Linked DNA regions of Homo sapiens: region 2 is linked to region 1. Evidence: read pairs that join two places in POLR2A ChIA-PET (ENCODE). Cell type or tissue: GM12878. All regions are shown on one strand. Links, peaks and the distances in the headings refer to the core of each region. The heading gives the core; the rest is flanking DNA.

Region 1 (10,147 bases), core at 2,552-5,051:
TAAGCAGATAAAGATATAATAATTAAACAAATATACTATTAGTGTGAGAATAGACAAAGACCCAAAGGAACAGAATAGAGAGGATGAAAACTAACCCAAGCGTGCGTGAATACTTGGTTTATGACAAAATAGTTCAGCAGAGCAATGAAGAAAGAAAGTATTTTCAATAATATCATTTGGGTATTCAAATGAAAAAATAAAATTTAACCATTGTTTCGTAACACTAGTTTGAAACTAATGTTTCAAACATTAGTTCTATTTAAACTCTAACTGAGAAAGGTAAAAACAATGCAGACTTTAAAAAGTTACTTAGGATAATATGTGTCTGTTGTTGGGATAAAAAAATGCAAATATAATAATCATCAAGGGAAGGACTGACATTTTGTCAATATATTAAAATTAAGAACCTGTCTTTATCAAAAGATACCACTAAGAAGGTGAAAAAGTAAGTCAAAGAGGGGGAGAGAATATTTGTAGCATATGTAATCTAAAAAAGGACTGTTCTTCAGAATTCCTTCAAATCAGTAAGAAGGTAGATAACCCAATAGAAAAATGGGCGAGAAACTTGACTATTGTTAGAAGCTTATTCAAAAGGTCAACAAATATATGAAAAAAATCCCCCAACTTCTTTAATCATCAAGGAAACACAAATTTAAATCTCCAGGAATTATAACTACATGACCACCAGAATGATGAAAAAAATGAAACAAACTCACCTTGCCAGGCATTGGTGAAGAGATGGAGCATGGGAACGCCCATGAACGGCTGGAGAGAGTGTAATTTGTACACTTACTTGAGAAGATCATTTGTCATTGTCTACTCACAATGTTGAATGTGCTTATCCACGAACCCGCACTTTTCCATTTAGGTATATCTTCTACAGAAATGCTTGCACGTGTCCTCTGACGACCTGTACAAGAATATCAGAGCAAGATTATTTGTGTAGTATCCCCAAGCTGAAGACAATTCAAATGTCCACCAATGAAGGAGTGACTAAAGATTTTTGTGTGTTTATAAAGTAGAATCTTTTTCAGCAATGAAAATAAATGAACTATGTATGTACAAAAACGATGATTTTCATAGCTATGCTGGTACAAAAACGGATGATTTTCATAGCTATACTGGTGAACAATAGCCAAGCACACAATCACATACACTGTATGACTTGATTTATATAAAGTTCCCAGAGAGAAAAAAATAATCTATAGCATTAGAAATAAGACACTATTACCTCTGAAGAGAGAAGGAATTACTTAGAGGAGACACAGAAGAGGCTTCTGGGGTCTGATAATGTACTGTTTCTGATGGAATCTACTTTGTATGTTCACTATGTGATAAGTCTTCAAGCTGCATATTTACAAGGTGTACTCTTTTTAATATTCAGGTAATTTAATATTCAAGTAAAAAGATAAATCTATCAGTATCTGAATCCTAGATTTTGGTATTTTGTATAATGGGTGTCTAATTGTGTACTAAGTAGATGGAATGAAATTGATTGTCCTTGGATGTTCAGTCAAGTGAGGGCACATTCTCTGACATTTGTGCTTGAAGGTTAAATTTGAATTGAGATCTGCATCATAAGCTCAGAAACACTGAGTGTATGCAGGTTTTCAATGTTTTTCTATTATTTATGCCATTTCACTCCTTTTCTATTTCTTTTAATCAATAATTTTATGAAATGATTGACACAAAGACCTAGAAAATCTTCCTGTAAACTGAATTGATGATTCTTTCCTAGCTGTAATAGAGGACATCATTCTTCTTTTATAATGCTAAATGCCAGCTGAAGACAGGAATATTTATACTCAGGAACACAGCAGTCGGTGCTGTTACAGGTTCAGATTATTCCTCTCATCTCTTAAAGGTTATGGTCTGAACACAGGGCTCTTTTTCAAGGCATACATCTTGAACTGTCTGAAACAATTGCTAAACCAAATAATCATTTGCCAACAAATGCTCTGAAGCCAAAAAAAAAAAAAAACTGGTTTTGTTTAGACAATTATAATTTTTTATTTTTTTTTTATTTTTGAGACGAAGTGTTGCTCTGTCACCCAAGCTGGAGTGCAGTGACACCATCTCGGCTCACTGCAACCTCCACCTCCCGGGTTCAGACAATTCTCCTGTCCCAGCCTCCCAAGTAACTGGGACTACAGGCGCCCGCCACCATGCTAGACTAATTTTTGTATTTTTAGTACAGACAGGGTTTCACCATGTTAGCCAGGATAGTCTCGAACTCCTGACCTCAGGTGATCCACCCACCTTGGCCTCCCAAAGTGCTGGGATTACAGGTGTGAGCCATGCACCTGGCCAGACAATGATAATTTTAATTATAAAGCCAGAGTTGAATTTAAATAAAACACTCCTAAACACCTGAATTTTTCAGGGGACAATTATCCTGTAGAGTATTTGATTCCAGATGGAGTATATCATCTAGATTGAACTGTTTCTTCTGTTACAATGCATTTTGTTTTCAAATGATAATATCCAAGATAAGTATCACACAGCCTATGAACTACTAAAACATACTCACTGGTTAACCTCTGAGATATCAGAACTGCATTTCCTGCAATACCTTATAATATTATCTCTGCAAGTCTTCAAATTTTTCAAAAAAGTAATGTACTTGATATTGTCTTCATATGTGGTAATTTGGAAGTATTTGCGGTTGTGAACAAGTACCAGGCATGGGTAAAAGAGGCAACAGCTATTCAGTGTGATTTTAAGAGTGTTGGAAGGTCTCCTACAATTTTTTTTTTTTTTTTTTTCTGAGATGGAGTCTCACTCTGCTGCCCAGGCTGGAGTGCAGTGGCGCAATCTCGGCTCACTGCAAGCTCCACCTCCCGGGTTCATGCCATTCTCCTGCCTCAGCCTTCCGAGTTGCTGGGACTACAGGCGCCCACCACCACGCCCAGCTAATTTTTTGTATTTTTAGTAGAGACGGGGTTTCACCATGTTAGCCCAGATGGTCTCGATCTCCTGACCTCGTGATCCACCCGCCTCGGCCTCCCAAAGTACTGGGATTACAGGTGTGAGCCACCACGCCCGGCCAAAAATATTAACCCAAACTATTAACAAGTTGTTTTTACTTTAAAACAGCATATACAAGGAAGGTCACTATTAAAATATGTTCTCATTTTAGAAGGTAACATATTTGTTTATTTTCCTTATAATACAAATCCAGTTTATAGATTAGAATAAATAAAGTAGGCCAAGGTGAGGCCCCTGTTGTCCCCTCCTGTGTTGGGTCTTCACCTTTCCAGTCTCCCATGGGTTCTTGGGAACCCACCTGCAAGCACTGCAATGTATTGCTGTCCACAGTGGTGTAGGGCAAGGGGAGGGGAGAGCTTTACTTATCTTCTGCTTGTTTGCACTTGCTGGGATCTCGACAAGTGATGAGGGTAATAACATATAAATATGAGACATCAAAATACAGAGAATGAGTTTGAGTAATGACAAGATTCCATGGTTTTAACTCAGATGACTGGCATTGTGCAATTCAGCACATTGGACTAGAATGTTTTGCCAGTGTCTCAGTCAGTACTTGTTTACTCTCATCCTGAATTAATTATTATAAGAGTAGCTGACATTGATTGGGTGTTTTCTATATGCCAAGCATGCTGCTAAGCTCTTTTTCCTTGCCCTTTTTATTTCCTTAAAAAAAACTCTGGGATTATCACCCCCATTTCACAGATTAAGAAATTGAGGACCCAAACAGTTAAAGACCTTTAAAAAGTTTCTACAGCCAGTCATTGGTGGAGCAGGGATTTCAAGCTAGCTCTGCCTCACCAAAGCCTCAGTCCCTAAACACTATTTACTTCTGTCCCTCCTGTTCCTTTCTCAGCACTTCTTTGCCTCCACCAGACCCAACCCCTTGAATGCAGGTGCTGTGCTTCCTTTTTCTTTACATATCTAGCGCCTGACTCAGTGGCTGAAGCAGCTCATGCTCAGAAAGTGACGAGATGGAATCTTGTAGAGAGCCTGCAGCTGTCTGTCTTGTGAAAAACTGCTTGGTTGTGGTTCATCAATCGTGTTCTGTGGTTACTGCGGCTACCCTAACTAGGAAACACTTTGTGAAACATCCCAGTGGTGCAGATTTTGTGTAATGGCTCACAAGCACCAACCAAACACTTCCCCATTTCCCATTCTGCACCAAGGGGTGGTATGGAGGCTCTAGAGGGAATAGGGATCCAGTCTCCTTCCTCCTTATGCCTTTCCGGTGAGGGCAGTGGGGGAAGAAACATGGAGCAGGTGGAGTGGATGGTAACACCCTGAGAACTGTTTGACCCTTGATTTTTAGGCTTGGAAAAGGTCATTTCATAGGACAGTACATGCAGCTGAATTCAGGGCACCTAAGAACACTTGGATTGGCAGGGCTGAGGAGCAGTTATCTAAACAGCTTGTAGTTATTTAAGTCCCAAGTGATCTGGTTACAGACCATTGATGGCTTTTCCACTTCCACGCCTCCTCAAGCTGTGGCTCTCAGAAAAGAGAAATCAGGAGTAATTATATGTTAGAAATACCTGGCCTCACTGTGGGGTGAGATGGAACCTGTGCACTGCACCTTGACCATTTAACCTCCTTTTTCTCTTGGTTGAATGAAGTCATGCTCCCTGGAAGAGTCTTTCAAGCCATTCCCTTTTATCCCCTTACCTTTCTATCCTCAACCTAACAATCCTCTTTTCAGTCTCCGTCCTCTTTGAACTGTGCCTCTCACTACCTCAAAAAGGAATATTTACTTCACACTCAACCTTTCAGAATTACTCTTGGGCAAATAGAAGTTTAGAGACTCTCCATAGGCACAGCGAATACAGGGATATTAATGAGATGTGGTAGAGAAATCCACTGGAATACACAATGGAGATGTTTTAACCTGTGTGATTTAATTCTGTCTTTGAACTTTTTTCATGAAACAATCCTTTATATACAGAATTCAACTGATACTCAACTCCAATAAATATAATGGTGATTTGTTACCAAGTATGACTGGGTGGGCTTATGATCATAGGTGAGATTAAATTTAAAAAATATGTAATAAACGAGATCATATCCGTTGCAGGAACATGGATGGAGCTGGAGGCCATTATCCTTAGCCAACTAACACAGGAACAGAAAACCAAATGCCACATGTTCTCACTTATAAGTAAGTGGGGCCTAAATGATGAGAACACATGGACACACAGAGGGGAAAAACACACACTGGGGCCTATGGGAGGTTGGAGGGTGGGAGGAGGCAGAAGATCAGGAAAAATGACGAATGAGTACTAGACTTAACACCTGGGTGACAAAATAATCTGTACAACAAACCCCCACGACACAAGTTTACTTACGTAACAAAACTGCACATGTACCCCTGAACTTAAAACTCAAAAGAATATACTGCATATATATATATATACACACACATTCATATATACATGTATACACACACACACACACACACACTTCCCCTGTTTCTCAGAGTAAGAAAGGATGTTAGCACACTCAAACCCATGGAAGGCTGGGTCTAAATTTAACTCCTGGGGTAACTCAAGCCCCAAGACCCAAGAAAACCTTGAAAAAATGTGACAGTAGGAAAGAAGCTTCCTAATTTGGATGATATTTTATATAGAAGCCATGACTGAAATAAGGTTTGGAGGCCTCTCCTCCTTCTTCTTAAACTCAATTTGATCCATGGATTTTTGTTTTGTTTTGTTTTCCATGTTGTTATCTTAACCACTCCCCTGCAAGTGAGTGTATGCCTTTCTTAGGTTCCTCAGAAAGCAGGGTCTCTGATGGCAACAGGCATGCAGAAAGTTGACAGAAGGCTGTGCTCAGCAGCAGCACCTGGGAGGAGGCAGCGGCAGTTGCACTGGGCAGTTGAACTGTGACGCAGTTGCATAAAGGCTTCAAGCTGAACCCTCAAGGAGCGTTGGAATGAGATAGCCCTTCAAAGTGATGCTGAAATGATGCAAGCTGCCCCCAATGAGGGGCATAAGCTTGAGCAAGGAAGCTTTCTTTCAGTTTTGGGGAGAGATTCAAGCTGTGAGCCCTCAGAGGGCAGCACCCCCACCTGTCAGGAAAATGAGCTCCCCAGACTTTTGAGAGGAAATCTGGATAGGGCCCCTTGACATCCACCACAGTCCCTCCTGTGCTGCTGGGATCCTCTTGCTTTGATAATCTCACTCCATCTGATCCCACAGTAGAAAAAGAAGTTCAGGGGGCAAAATAGAGTGCGTCTAACAGTCAATGTTCTTACGGCCACAACTGGTACTCAACATTACTGCTCATTTTAGATTTATTTGCCACTTCTTAGGCAGCACCTCCTCTGCCCAGGTGGCTTATCTGGTGGAGTGTCCCAGAGTGTCATCTATGAAGGGCCTGTGTCCTTGATCCCCAGGCCCCTCTCAGGCTATAGCTATTGCTATATCTATCTATCTATCTATATATATATATATTCCATTTAATTACAAAGTAGGGCAGAGAAGCAGCAATAAATGACCATAGATAGTATCTACTAAAGGAAACTGTGATAACAAAAATAGTTCTGTTTCCTCATGAACAACAGTGCTATCTCCTTCTGATGATCAAGGTTTGTTATCACTGGAGGTAACTCCCTTTCTTGCCTGCTGGTCTTTTGGCACCAGGAGCCCTCTGTGATTAGGAGACAGCTATGGCTGGAAGTTTAATGAGACTCTTTCTGTGTGCCCTGCAGAAGCTTTCCCCTGAAAACACATAGAGCCCAGAGCAGCGAGTACAGAGAGGACACATTTCCCAAATGGTCACTGGAAGTAATGATAAGTGAGGCTACACTCACTTTCACCACTTCTTTCAAGGCTTATGTTTCCTACCTATGGGGGACATGCACCCTACAATGGCCAGGGTCCTGTAGAAAGGCAGCCAGTTGTCACAGTTTCTTCTCCAAGGTGATAGCTCAGTTGTGCCTTCAAAAAGCCATTCTTTTGCTCTGCCAGGCCTATGGCTTCTAGATGGTGCTGTATGTGATGAAAATTTTAGATCCTGTGGGCATATGCATACCTCTTTGCTGTGTAGTAGATTCCTTGGTTACATGTGTTGTTAGGCAAGATTTCATGTTAGTGAAGTTAACACTGTAAATCCTCAGAGAGTGGTACTGAATGACGGGAAATGCAAATGGATACCTAGAATATGTGTTGAATCCAGATAAGTGGCTAATCTTTTCAGAGTAAAAGGTTCTCAATGTAATCAACTTGTCACCAAGTGGCTGGTTGCTCTCCTTGAAAAATGTAGCCATATCAGGAACTCTGCATAGATCTCTGTTGTTAGCAGGTTGAGCATTCAGTGGCAGCAGTAGCTAAGCCAAAAGAGTCTATGCTATTTTGCTATATACGGCTTCCATCCCTTACCACGGTTACTGCAATCTTTCATCCATGTGCCAACCCTAGAGCAGCAATGACACAGGTTGGCAAAAATCAACTGGCTAAAACAATGTTTCTAGATGATTGTTTGATAACCCTTCTAAAGCTCTTTCCTGGGTATATGAATGCAAAATAAAACTCTTTACAATTGGTGCTCATTTGCAAAGGTCCATCCACATGACTGTTTCCCAGACCCCAGACCTCCTTGTCCCTGATCTTTCAATCTCTTTCTTTATAGGACCTTAGAAGATGTTACAGGCTGAATTGCATTCCCCAAATTTATATGTTGAAGTCCCAGCCCTTAGTACCTACGAATGGGACTATATTTGAAGATAGGGTCTTTAAGAGTTGATTGAGGTAAAACAAAGCTATTAGGGTGGGCCCTACTTCAATCTGACTAGAGTCCTTATAAGAAGAAATTGGGACACACAGAAATACCAGGGATGTGCATGCACAAAAGCACAACCATGTGATGAGCAGCAAGAGGGAGATTATCCACCAGCCCAGGAAAGAGGTCTCAGGAGAAATCATCTCTGCTGGCACCTTGATCTTAGACCCTTCCAGAACTGTGAGAAAATTCTTTTGTTTAAGCCACCTAGTTTGTGGTATTTTGTTATGGCAACCCAAGCAGACTAAGAAAGAAGCTCTTTAGAGAGGAAATCTGGATAGGGCCCCTTGACATCCACCACAGTCCCTCCTGTGCTGCTGGGATCCTCTTGCTTTGATAATCTCACTCCATCTGATCCCATAGTAGAAAAAGAAGTTCAGGGGGCAAAATAGAGTGCGTCTAACAGTCAATGTTCTTACGGCCACAACTGGTATTCCCAGGCCATTCAGAATACTGCCCATATATGCCCCAATCCATTCACAGGTTACTTGTCTTTCCAAACTAAGTGATCAGATGCCTCACCCAGAGCTAGGTCAAAGGGAAGACTTCCTCTCACTATTGCTAGTCAGGGCCACTCCTGAACAGTTCTTTCTCACTTTGCACCCAATGTGCTGAACCAACACATTTATTAACCAAGCTTAGCATTTTTTCTTCTTCTATTGGTTTGTCATAAGGGATCCTCCATTCAGTCACAGCTATGAACTGAAGTAGATGATTTGGAGGCAGATGTCCTGGGAGTCTGGGTACCTGCTAACAGCTTACTGGCTTACTTGCCTCCTCTGGCCATGCGTATGCCAATCCCAGATAAATCACTAAGTATATCATTAGATTGAACATACTTGCCATTTGCCATTATCCCCACATTGTTTCTTTTAATCTGGGGATTAAAGCCTATTGTCATGCAGAGATCTGCTCCAGCTCCCCTTCCTGCTCTGTATTCCACATAAAGCTTGCAGTCTTTCATGCAGCTTAGTGGGTGGGTGGAGGATTCTTAAGCATAGAATATGTTGCCTTCAAAACTCAAAGCGGCCTACCAGATATTGTGTTTTCTTCTTCATAGTGGGAGGCATGGGATGAAATACTTTGTCCTTAATTTGGAGTGGATTTCCTGGCATGACCCAGACTGCTTGACCTTCAAAATCTTAACTGATTATTGAGACTCTGAGTCTTTGGAGAGTCTATTTTCTATTCTCTGCGTCGTACATGTCATATGAAAGTCTTTACTTGTTGCTTCTTGCCCATCCAGTACAATTAACATGATCTCGAACCTCAGTCCAACAGTCCTTGAAATGTCTGAGTATTGCTATCCCCCAGTGAATGGTTATCCAAATAAATAGCCATAGGTCCCAGTGATTGCTTATCCAAATAAAGAGCCATTCTCTTGAGGAAAGACTAGGGATGTCATGATGATTCAGGGTCCTTCTACTGAAGGACTCTGCTGCTCTTTCAGTCAATGTGTTCTGGGTCTGAACACTGGTTCGGGTTCAGAGACTGAAGTAGGAATTATGACTTTTTATTGGGCTGGCTGCTCTCAATTTCTTCTTTAATACACTTGATTTCTTTTAAGTTTTCCATTAGTACCTTTGTTGATTGTCCATGTGTCCATGCATCTTGCCCCTAGGAATGCTTTGTACCAAATATATCCATAGCTGTCTTTAGTTCAGCCCCCCTTGAATGCTACTCTAATATCTTTATTATAATTGCACTCATTTTGTCTGATGCCTAAGCACTGGCACTTAGCCTCTGTTAGTTAATATACTATAATCCAATAGTTCCCAAACTCTGCCAATATTAGAATCACTTGGTAAATTAAAAAAAAATCCTGATGCCCACTTTGCAACCTGTCCCAATTAAACCACAATATTTGGATGGAAACCAGGCATCAATCATTTTTAATGATGCCCAGGTGCAGCAAAGTTTGTAAACTCCTGCTATAATCCATACTGCTATTTGAAGCCCAGTTTTGTAACAGAATATCCTACTACCAGACACCAGTAAACCTCTCCATGATGCTGGTATTCTGCTTACAAAAACATTGCTCATCCCTTTGGTAAGTAGTACGTCCTCCAGGTCCTCTGATGGAATGTATCCAGCTGATTGGTTTTTCATGTCTTTCATAGACTATCTGCTTACCATGCCCATTTCTCCGAGTAATTTGATTGCTTGTTCTACCATCTACAACAGCTATTCTGAAATTTCTACTTTACTTAGTGTGAGCCATCCCTTCCTCCAAACTTCTAGGAGCTATATTCCAGCAGCATGTTATTCTAATTTTCTGAGGTCCTTGCTAGGGTGTTAAAACCTGTAGTAGAGAAAACTGTTCTCCAATGATAAAATCTCCTTCATTCAACTTAATGTTCTGCACCTTTCCCCCACATTGACTCAA
Region 2 (10,147 bases), core at 4,121-6,620, 130 kb after region 1:
TACAATCTTCTCTGTAGAGTCAATTCATTAATATGAATCTATCTACATTCTTTATTCTAGGAGCTTACCAACATTTCTAATCTATGGATGAATCCTGTATTAGTATTAGTTTGGGTTCTCCAGATAAACAGAACCAAGAAGATGTATATATATAAAATATATGGAATTGACTCGTGATTATACAGTATGAGACATTTTAAGATCTGCAGTCAACAAGTTGGAAACCCAGGAGAGCTGATGGTGTAAGTTCCAGTCCCAGTCCAAGTCTGAGGCCTAAGGCAAAGGAAGACCCATGTCACAGCCCAAAGATGTTAAGGCAGAAGGAGCCAGTTCTCTCTTACTCAGCCTTTTGTTGTATTTAGACCTTTGACAGATTGAATGAGGTCCACTCACAAGAGGGAGGGCAATTTGCTGTGCCCTTGTACTAATTCACATGTTAATCTCATCCAGAAACACCCTAAATGACACACCCAGAATAACATCTAGCCAAATATCTGGGCACCCTATGGCCCAGTCAACTTGACACATAAAATTAACCATCACAGATTTTGTTCTCATTTTCAGTTCCCTTATATCTTTTGTGACATTTCCATGGAATTTTTGCAAGAGAGGGGAAATAAACACAGTCTATCCCTTTGAAACAGAATTATTGCCAGCTTCCTGGTGCTAGAGTGATAACTAACATGATTATTTGTTCTTCTAGGTAATGCCCGCTGGTGCGCAGCCATTTCTTCCTCTCTTTTTGTCCCCTATTCTGTATTGAGGGGGCTGAAGTCTGAAATTGCATTCCCAAAAACTCTCTTTGTAATTAGTTCCTATTAAATTTTTCCAGTAGGAAGCATTTCAGTGGGACTGCAAGGACTAAGAAAGAGAATGTCTTTCTGCTTCCGGCCAACAGTAGGAGTAATAGTCAACAATTACAGGTGACTATGGGTGACTGTGATCTCCAGCAGTCAGCAGATCTGGGAATAGCAGGAGGAGGAGTGGGGATGGCAGGTGACCATAGGCTCCAGTGGCATTGATGGCAACCGTCAATAGTAAATGCATATTTCTGGACTTTGGATAGCGCTGTTTTTTCCCCTTTACTCCACTCAATGAAAATCTTTGCAGCCAATTCCATGTATAAAAATAACCTCTATGTGAAATATTCAGAACATTTCTGTTTTCCTGACTAGACCATGACTGATAGGCTCACTAACGTTATATATCTTGCTTTTCTTTGAGACGATGTACTACAGTATCAGTACAAAGGAAAATTTAAAGGTAAGAGATGATTACCAACTTTTATTTGATGCTTTCTACTCAAAATAACCCTGTGGTAAATATTATTATACCCATTTGATGGATGATAGCACAGATTTGAATATATTTATTTGGCCAAAATCTCACAATACAAACTGCCTTCCAAATCAGATTCTACTCTTTTCATCTGAGGAAATTACATTGATGTGTTTTATTCCATTTTGCACCACTATGAAGAAATATCTGGGGCTGGGTAATTTGTAAAGCAGAGTCTTATTTTGGCTCATGGTTCTGCAGACTGTACAAGAAGTATGGTGCCAGCATCTGATTCTGGCAAAGCCTCAGGAAGATTTTAGTTGTCATGGAAGGGAAGGGGATCTGGTGTATCACATGGTGAGAGAGAAAGCAAGAGAGAGGGGGTAGTTTCCAGACTCTTTTTTTAACAACCATATCTTTTGTGAGCTTATTATCATGGGAAGAACATCAAGCCATTCATGAGCGATCCCCCTGCCATCACCTAAACACCTTCCAGTAGGCCTCACCTCTAACAATGGGCCATCAAATTTCAACCTCAGATTTGGAGAGGACAAACATCCAAACCACATTACAATGTTTGATACAAATCATAAGAAGAGGAGACGGCATGTGAATAACTTGAAATTTCCTTCATACTTAAATTTTCTTTGTCAAATGAGAAGCCTTCTAATCACCTTGTATTCTTAGACTTTGGAAAGGTGATTGGCCTTTGATTAAAATAGCCCAGAACATGAGCTTCAGCAGAGCTCTGAAAGACAGACAATTCAGGTGGTAGATATGGTGGTTGTTCTATTACTTTTTAGTCATTGATGTTTTTTAATAGCATGGTTTCTATTTTTGTTGTCTGAATAGTAGATTGAAAAAAATCAAACCTTTTCTTAGAAGATGTTGCTGTTTCCATTAAAGTACTAAGGGAAAGGAGAAGGGAAGAATCATCTTGTACCTGACACAGTAGCATCACTGTATGCAACTGAAATTAGCAAAGTTCCACTTGCTTGTAGGTTTCAGGCAGTAAAGTCAAGCCAGTGACCTTGCTTATGCCAAATTAGGATGATCTTTCCTAACTGAATATTCTTTCACCAACAACAGAGGAAGGAGATCAGCTTAGGGAAGGTTTATTCCTTGGAACCGTTTTTAGAAAAGTAAATTCCAGGAAATTACCAAGCATATCTTCTAGTTTCCAGCATTTAACGTGACAGATTTTATCGATTGCCACCTTCCCTTTAAACTGTAATGCAAAACCAACAGTGTTTTTAAGAGCTCCTACAAACATTTAAAAGAATAACCCATTTTAGACATCGCTATACCTGTACTTGTATTTGTTTCCCTCTGCATACAGCCACATAACCCAGGTAGAAGAGAAATCATGCTCTGCTCAGGAATGTAAGGATTTTTTTATGCATGCCTACCGGTCCTTTCTCTGCTCATTGACAGCCTTCCCTTCACAGGACTAGGAGAGTCCGAGTTAAGTAAGGAAAGATTAAACACACAGGGACTGCTGTACCCTGAGAAGTATACCAGGTCCCTGGAGTCATTGCTCCTGGTGCTGACTATGAAGCATCTGGATCTCCTACTTCCAAATGAGTACTTCTAGAGATCATACTCCACTGGCTTCCACTTTATTTAAGTTTTAATATGGTGCCATATGTATCATTGTTTTAACTATAAGGAAAGGGAAAATGCTGTCTTCTGAGACAAATAATAGAGCCCTGATAATGGGTTTGCATTATATGTATGCAAGCAAAACTCACTCACCACTTGAGAAGAGTTCCTTATTTACAAAAGCCTGCATTCAAATAGTCACAAGTACCTAATTCATCCTAGTGCACACCCAGACGGTTTTAATTTTGACAAAAATAAATTAGCAAGAAATTAAGTCTTAAATTAAATGACTTAAAATTCAGTGGCTTTTTACTTTTGAAGTTTCATTACCCTTTGCAGAATCATAAGATCACAAGTGCTAGAAACGGGAGAAATTCTAACAGTAAGTTTCATTAAGTTGATAGTATTAGCAAAAACAATTTGAAAAAAAGGAGGAAACGCAAAGGCTCTATTTACTAATGGGGCATTTTCCAGGTTGTTTTTCTATCCTTCTAAATTGAAGGAGAGGCACTGATGTTCAATATGTGCCTCGATCAACAGACTTATCTGGCTTTGGTTGAGTTTTCTCTGACATCAAGGTAGTAGTTTTTAAAATAGCAGCAGCCTTAATTTGCTAGGCAAAACTCTTATTTAAACATAATGTGCTTAGTTAATAGCCCACACTTTACAAGACTTTTTCCCAAGTATGATTAGTCAGACCTATGTAAAATTTGTTCCATAAATAGTGGAACACCTGCAAGATCCCATATTACAAGCAGAATGGTAAAGCTGGACAGTTCCTGTGCATTTACTTATTATAATACCTTCATTTTGGGACTGTAATAACCAAGGCCAAGCAGGATTAGGTGGCAATTCAATACCGCCCAACTTGTAGTAGCAGAGCTCCTTAAAGCTATATTTTGAAATTAGTACATTATTCCATGGTAGAGTTTATGTGGTTCTTCACTTGCCCAGAGGAAACTCTGTTGGAGAGGCGTGGGAACTCTAGAGCGACAAATACCAAATGCAGAGCATGCACTGAACACCAATCAGCATCATTCTGCTCCTGGCCACTGCAGGTTGCCCAACTGAAAGCACATGTTTAGCGTATGAAGATGTAAGTTTGTAAACAAGGTGTCCTAATGTCCTTTGTATAAGAACTAGAGAGAAACTCTGAGTACGGCAAACATTTTTCTAACTCAAAATGAAGATACATGTTGTGAAGGATGTGAATATATTTAAGGCTATAATAAGCCCATACATGAGAATCAGAACTTTCCTCTTCAATTGAGGACAGAGAAGTTGCTTTATTATAGAAATAGTCTTTTGTTACAATTGAATATTGCCTAAAGAATTCAGAAAAAAAAAATGCTGTTAAGAATGAAAATCAGAGGATGTGAATCCCCTTCACTGTTACATTCCTGGTAACCAGCAGTGCTTTACAGTGGGGAAACTCACTTCTTACCATTGATCCTGGGGTGTAGAATTTAGAAAGAGGTGATTAAAAGGGTATGCCACACTAGAATGAAGTAATTGAGGTATTTACTTTGAGAGCAAAATTGAAGGGGCACCAAAATTTCAGAAATCAAGCTAAAGAATATTTTGATACAATATTTTCAAAAATAAAAGTAATGAAATAAATTCATGCTGAACAAAATATCCATGTTTTGGGTGAGGACAAGATCTGACTCTGTGCCTGCATGAATTCATCTCATTTATGTCACTTCAATTCTGGCCTTGCCATACCCTGGTTTTAGGTATAATGTGGATATTTTGTTAATCATGGATTCTTTTGCATTATTTTTTAAATATTGCATTGGAATATTATTTATCTTGATTACTGAATTTTTTGATGTCCCTTTCAACTTTGCTCTGTGGTGAATGTCTTATACTACTCACCTTAGTCCTGGTCTTAACTAGCGTGCTGCCTTACATATAAGTAAAAGAAGGAAGTTGTTAAAAGAATCATTGTGTGGTGAATAAATTAATGAATCACTATGAGAGTATCTTGTTTCTTTTTCTAATGACCTCTCTACAAATTTCTCATTGGAAGAGACAGAAGTACATGATATGTTCCAGACTTCTTATGTTGACAGGGCCATCTTTCTCCATGTTTTGAAATAATATAATACATGTTAAAAACTTAATTGCTTAAATTATCCCATTATAACTAATTAATTGTCCTCAGGATGTTAAAGGCGCATATGGGAATTTCCATTCAAACCACAAGGACTCCTTAGCGTATTTCTACTTTATTCTCCAGAAAACAGTCCCTTTAGCTCCAGCATGTGAGAGCTGTCAGCTGGATGGTGGGTAGAAAGCGTAGTTCATCAAGCACACTCAGGAGTCTACAAAAGTGAGGCAAGATTAAAAATGGGAGCATACCATACACAAAATCAGGAATTTAGAAAGGAAATAAGGAAATAAGGCATACGGGAACTGGGACAGATATTCCACTGCACTTGTATGTGCATGTGTATCTGTGCTTTTGTGTGTTTGAAGGAAGAAACTTTTTTGCTTCAGCTGTGTATTCACTTCAGTCACCATGTACCGAAAAAAAAAAAAGTGCAAACTTTTCAATCTAAGTTTTGCAGCTAAAATATTTTTCTGCTCAAGTCTTTGAATGACTCAACTAAAATCCTGGTTCTCAGATCTGCTTCTATATGGGCTGAGGAACAGGGAAGTAGTAATAGACAAAGTAGAAACAAAAGCAAAACCCAAAACAAAACACCCTCTGTGCTTCCCTCGGGACACGGGAGTCCAGTCCACTGTAAATTAAGTACATGTAAGGTGAGAGTGGAACAGAGTGAGAACTGAAATCCAGAATATCAGCTTTTTCCTTTGTGCTGAGTTAAGCTCAAGAGGGGAAGAGGAGGAATTCCTTCTGAACTCAAAGGTGTATTCCTCCTCAATGACACACTTCAAGCTTTGTAAAATCATCCAGAATGTGATTTCTGTAAAGCAAGGCCAAAGCCTCTTGACAGTCACAGGGAATGGGGTTTCTTTTATCACTGACGATAGCAAGACCTACTTTTTTGCTCTGGACAGCTCCTATGAAAATATGGCATTCAGAACTGCTTCCCTGTTTTCCATCTCTTCCTCTTTACCTTTCCTTTGCAAGTTAATTTCTTTCTCCCTCTAGGTAAGAGACAAAGTTGGAAGGCGCTGGCTGGACACTAATTGAAGGAAGCAATCAAAGAGCTAGATAATGGGACAGAGAAGTAAAGAGCCTTTTGGGAACCCCCATGCAAAATCCTCTGCAGGAAATAGCATTTTAGCAAGCCCAGGAACGAGTTTCGGTGTCTTCCTTTTTCTGTCACTTCATCTTGCTTATTTGGGCTTAGGCAAGAAAGAGCATATATAATGCCATTTCTGCTTCTGTTACATAAGTACAAAGAATGAGTTTAGACCTAAATTGGAAAGTGCTTAGGATTGAAAGAAGGTGGGAAAACCAATCAACCCATTTTTCTATAGAACTAATCATCTCCATGTCAGAAATGAAAACCAGCTGATTTTCTGAGAACTCTAACATGCAAGCTAATTTTTCCAAAATTGTTTCGTGGAGCAAGTATGACCAGAGGTTAATATGATAAGATGTGATTTTCAGTTTTCCTCCAGTTATGATTGTGTTGTACAGATCATAGAACATATAGTTAAAGTTGTCATACATTAGCTGCTGCAGAGCAATTCCTCCTTCTCCCTAAAGGACATAGGAGATAGTTAAAAGTTGTCATACGCTAGCTGCTGCAGAGCAATTCCTTCTTCTCCCAGTGTGTGTGTGTAAAGGAGTAAGGTCGCTTGTTAAACCCAGAAGCATATCTAGGGATCTAATTTAAGTGCATCAGCCTCCTAGCATGTTGATTTGAAATTTTACACTGGCAGAGCTGAAACCATGGGGACTTTATGAAATTGCGTTTAATTTTAACTTGCATTTTGAAAATGATCTCTCTAGCTCTTTCTCTCCTCCCCTTATTAATAGACACATACTTTTTCATACTTTACTATTCCATTTCTTTTAATCCTTTGAGTAAGTGATTTTGCTTTTTTGTCATATTGCTCTTATTCTCCTGAAGCTTCTTTTATGTTAGTAAGATGTTACGACTGTTTGGGGGATGACATGTTAGGGATGGGGTCCTTGGCTTACTTGCTCCTTATTACTCCTGGAATGTGGCAAGCTTTAGTTTTATTCAGTAGAGTTTACACAGCTGTGCATAAGGACATTGCATGAGGCCTCACAGTGCAATCACTCAGCAAAATAAATCAATTAACAAATATTTATTAGACATGGACTTTGTTGGTAAAACAAGGTATCTAGAGTTGGTGTTGGAATACATAGCTAATCCACAGAGAAAAAATTTTAGCTCAAAAATTCTCAATAATCATCAAATGTTCTAGATTATTATCTAGGAGGTGTTCAAAGGAGTTGGCTATGTTATGGAAGGTCTGTGTAACTTTTTTGTGTGTGTGTGTGTAGGTTTTGTGGAGTGACAGACACAAGTTTAAAATAACCTGCAATCCAGTATCAGGAGTCACCCCATATCCTCAGAACTGAACAAAACCGAATAAACAAATATGTAAACTACAAAAACAGCAAAAGACTTTCTTTGGAAATACAGGATTAATGTCTTTAAGTGAGTTTAACCTCTTGAACCATACATCATACAGACATTCTTTGATTAAAATGTAGACCAGATTAAACAAACAAAAAAACAAAACAGCTGTCTCAGTGAGTCAACCTAGGAGCATAGCACAGAGCGAAGCCACAAACTCCATGAAAGTCGAGGCAAGGGTTCTCGAGAAGTGTCTGTGCTGCCTGTGGTCTGGAAGACACATTCTGGCACTTTCCATGCAACTTGAGTGCAGTGTTAATTCTTACCTGTCATAATAACAGCCACCTTCTGAGGCATTACCCTGCCAGGCACTGTTCTAGGCAGCTTACTATTTTAATACTGGATTGCAGGTTATTTTAAACTTGTGTCTGTCACTCCACAAAACCTTCACACAAAAAAAGTTTTTATAATTTTCTCAGCGTCAAACAGCTAATAAGTGGTAGTTAGGATTTCAGTCTCGTTCTTGACATCCATGCTTATACCCACAGCACATATTTTCATCAACTTGTAGAAGCTTATCCTTCTTGACATCATGTGTGGTTTTATGGGCAGGCTCTTTAGATTTATATATGGGTAAAGTATTTTAGAAATATTTATAAATATGTTGCATGTCCACATGAATTTGCTGTCATTTCTCTCCCTTTTTGATGTTCCCTTATATTTTATTTTTCTATAGTTGTTACTTTGCATGCTGTTATTGCCTACCTTGACTCTATTTTCCTGATAAATAAATGTTTATTGAGCAACAGGATGAGTGAACATTTCCCAAAACCTGCAACTCTAACAGCTAGATCCTTATCCATCATTATTAATATTGCACTTATTATATATATTTATATATAATATTGCATTTAATATATAAATATAAATAATATATTAAATGTATATATAATATATTAAATATAAATATATTTATAATATATAAATATTTATATAAATATAAAATATATATTAAATATAAATATATATAAAATATATATTAAATATATAAAATATAAATATATATTAAATATATATTAAATATATAAAATATAAATATATATTAAATATATTTTAAATATATAAAATATAAATATATATTAAATATATTTTAAATATATTAAATATAAATATATATTAAATATATTTTAAATATATTAAATATAAATACATATATTAAATATATATTATATATATAAAATATATAAAATATAAATATATATTAAATATATATAAAATATATATGTTAAATATATAAAAGATATATAAAATATAAATATATATTAAATATATATAAAATATATATATATTAAATATATATATTAAATATAAATATATATAAAATATAAATATATGTATTAAATATATATATTAAATATAAATATATGTATTAAATATATATTAAATATGAATATATGTATTAAATATATATTAAATATAAATATATGTATTATATATATAGAATATAAATATATGTATTAAATATAGTATATTAAATATAAATATATATAAAATATATATTAAATATGAATATATATAAAATATATATATTAAAAATATATATAATATAAATATATATAAAATATATATATTAAAAATATATATAATATAAATATATATAAAATATATATATTAAAAATATATATAAAATATATATATTAAAAATATATATAAAATATATATATTAAAAATATATATAAAATATATATATTAAAAATATATATTAAATATAAATATATATATTAAAAATATATATTAAATATAACTATATATTAAATATATATTAAATATAACTATATATTAAATATATATTAAATATAACTATATATTAAATATATATTAAATATAACTATATATTAAATATATATTAAATATAACTATATATTAAATATATATTAAATATAACTATATATTAAATATATATTAAATATAACTATATATTAAATATATATTAAATATAACTATATATTAAATATATATGAAATATAACTATATATTAAATATATATTAAATATAACTATATGTATTAAATATAAATATATGTCTTAAATATATATTAAATATAAATATATGTATTAAATATATATTAAATATAAATATGTGTATTAAATATATATTAAATATAAATATGTGTATTAAATATATATTAAATATAAATATGTGTATTAAATATATATTAAATATAAATATGTGTATTAAATATCTATATTAAATATAAATATATGTATTAAATATATATTAAATATAAATATATATTAAATATATATATTAAATATAAATATATATTAAATATAAATATATATATTAAATATATATATTAAATATAAATATATATAAAATATATATATTAAATATAAATATAAATATAAAATATATATTAAATATAAATACATATATTAAATATATGTATTAAATATATATATAAAATATATGTATTAAATATAAATATATATATAAAATATGTATTAAATATAAACATATATAAGAAATATATATATGTATATATTTAGTGTTTGGCCACAAGACAAGATCAATAATGGTTAGGTTCATTGAGATTTCTAATCTAACTTCTGGATAATGCAAAAGCTTCTCAAAGGGGGCAGAAAATTATGTCTTAATTCATGACTCTGTTCCTACCATATCTTAGTGTTTGATAAATAGTATGCCCAATAATTATTTGCTGAATAATTTAATCATTA

The links. ChIA-PET counts read pairs that join two places held together with the same protein. Peaks named below come from ENCODE experiments on the same cell type or tissue, not always from the same donor. Only the 100,000 strongest peaks of a DNase experiment are listed, where the experiment ranks them.
Region 2: POLR2A ChIA-PET joins it to region 1 with 7 read pairs; 2 of 35 experiments call an interaction of 5 or more read pairs at or near these places.

What each region holds. Positions count from the first base shown.
Region 1 is chr2:149,890,935-149,901,081 of GRCh38, forward strand. No RefSeq gene overlaps it. Among named protein-coding and RNA genes, the nearest start is that of LINC01931, 37 kb to the left of the region's middle. RefSeq lists an enhancer at 8,354-8,945. In GM12878, for the core only: no CTCF peak of the experiment used is centred there; no DNase peak of the experiment used is centred there.
Region 2 is chr2:150,015,585-150,025,731 of GRCh38, forward strand. No RefSeq gene overlaps it. Among named protein-coding and RNA genes, the nearest start is that of LINC01818, 150 kb to the right of the region's middle. In GM12878, for the core only: no CTCF peak of the experiment used is centred there; a DNase peak (open chromatin) is centred at 5,583.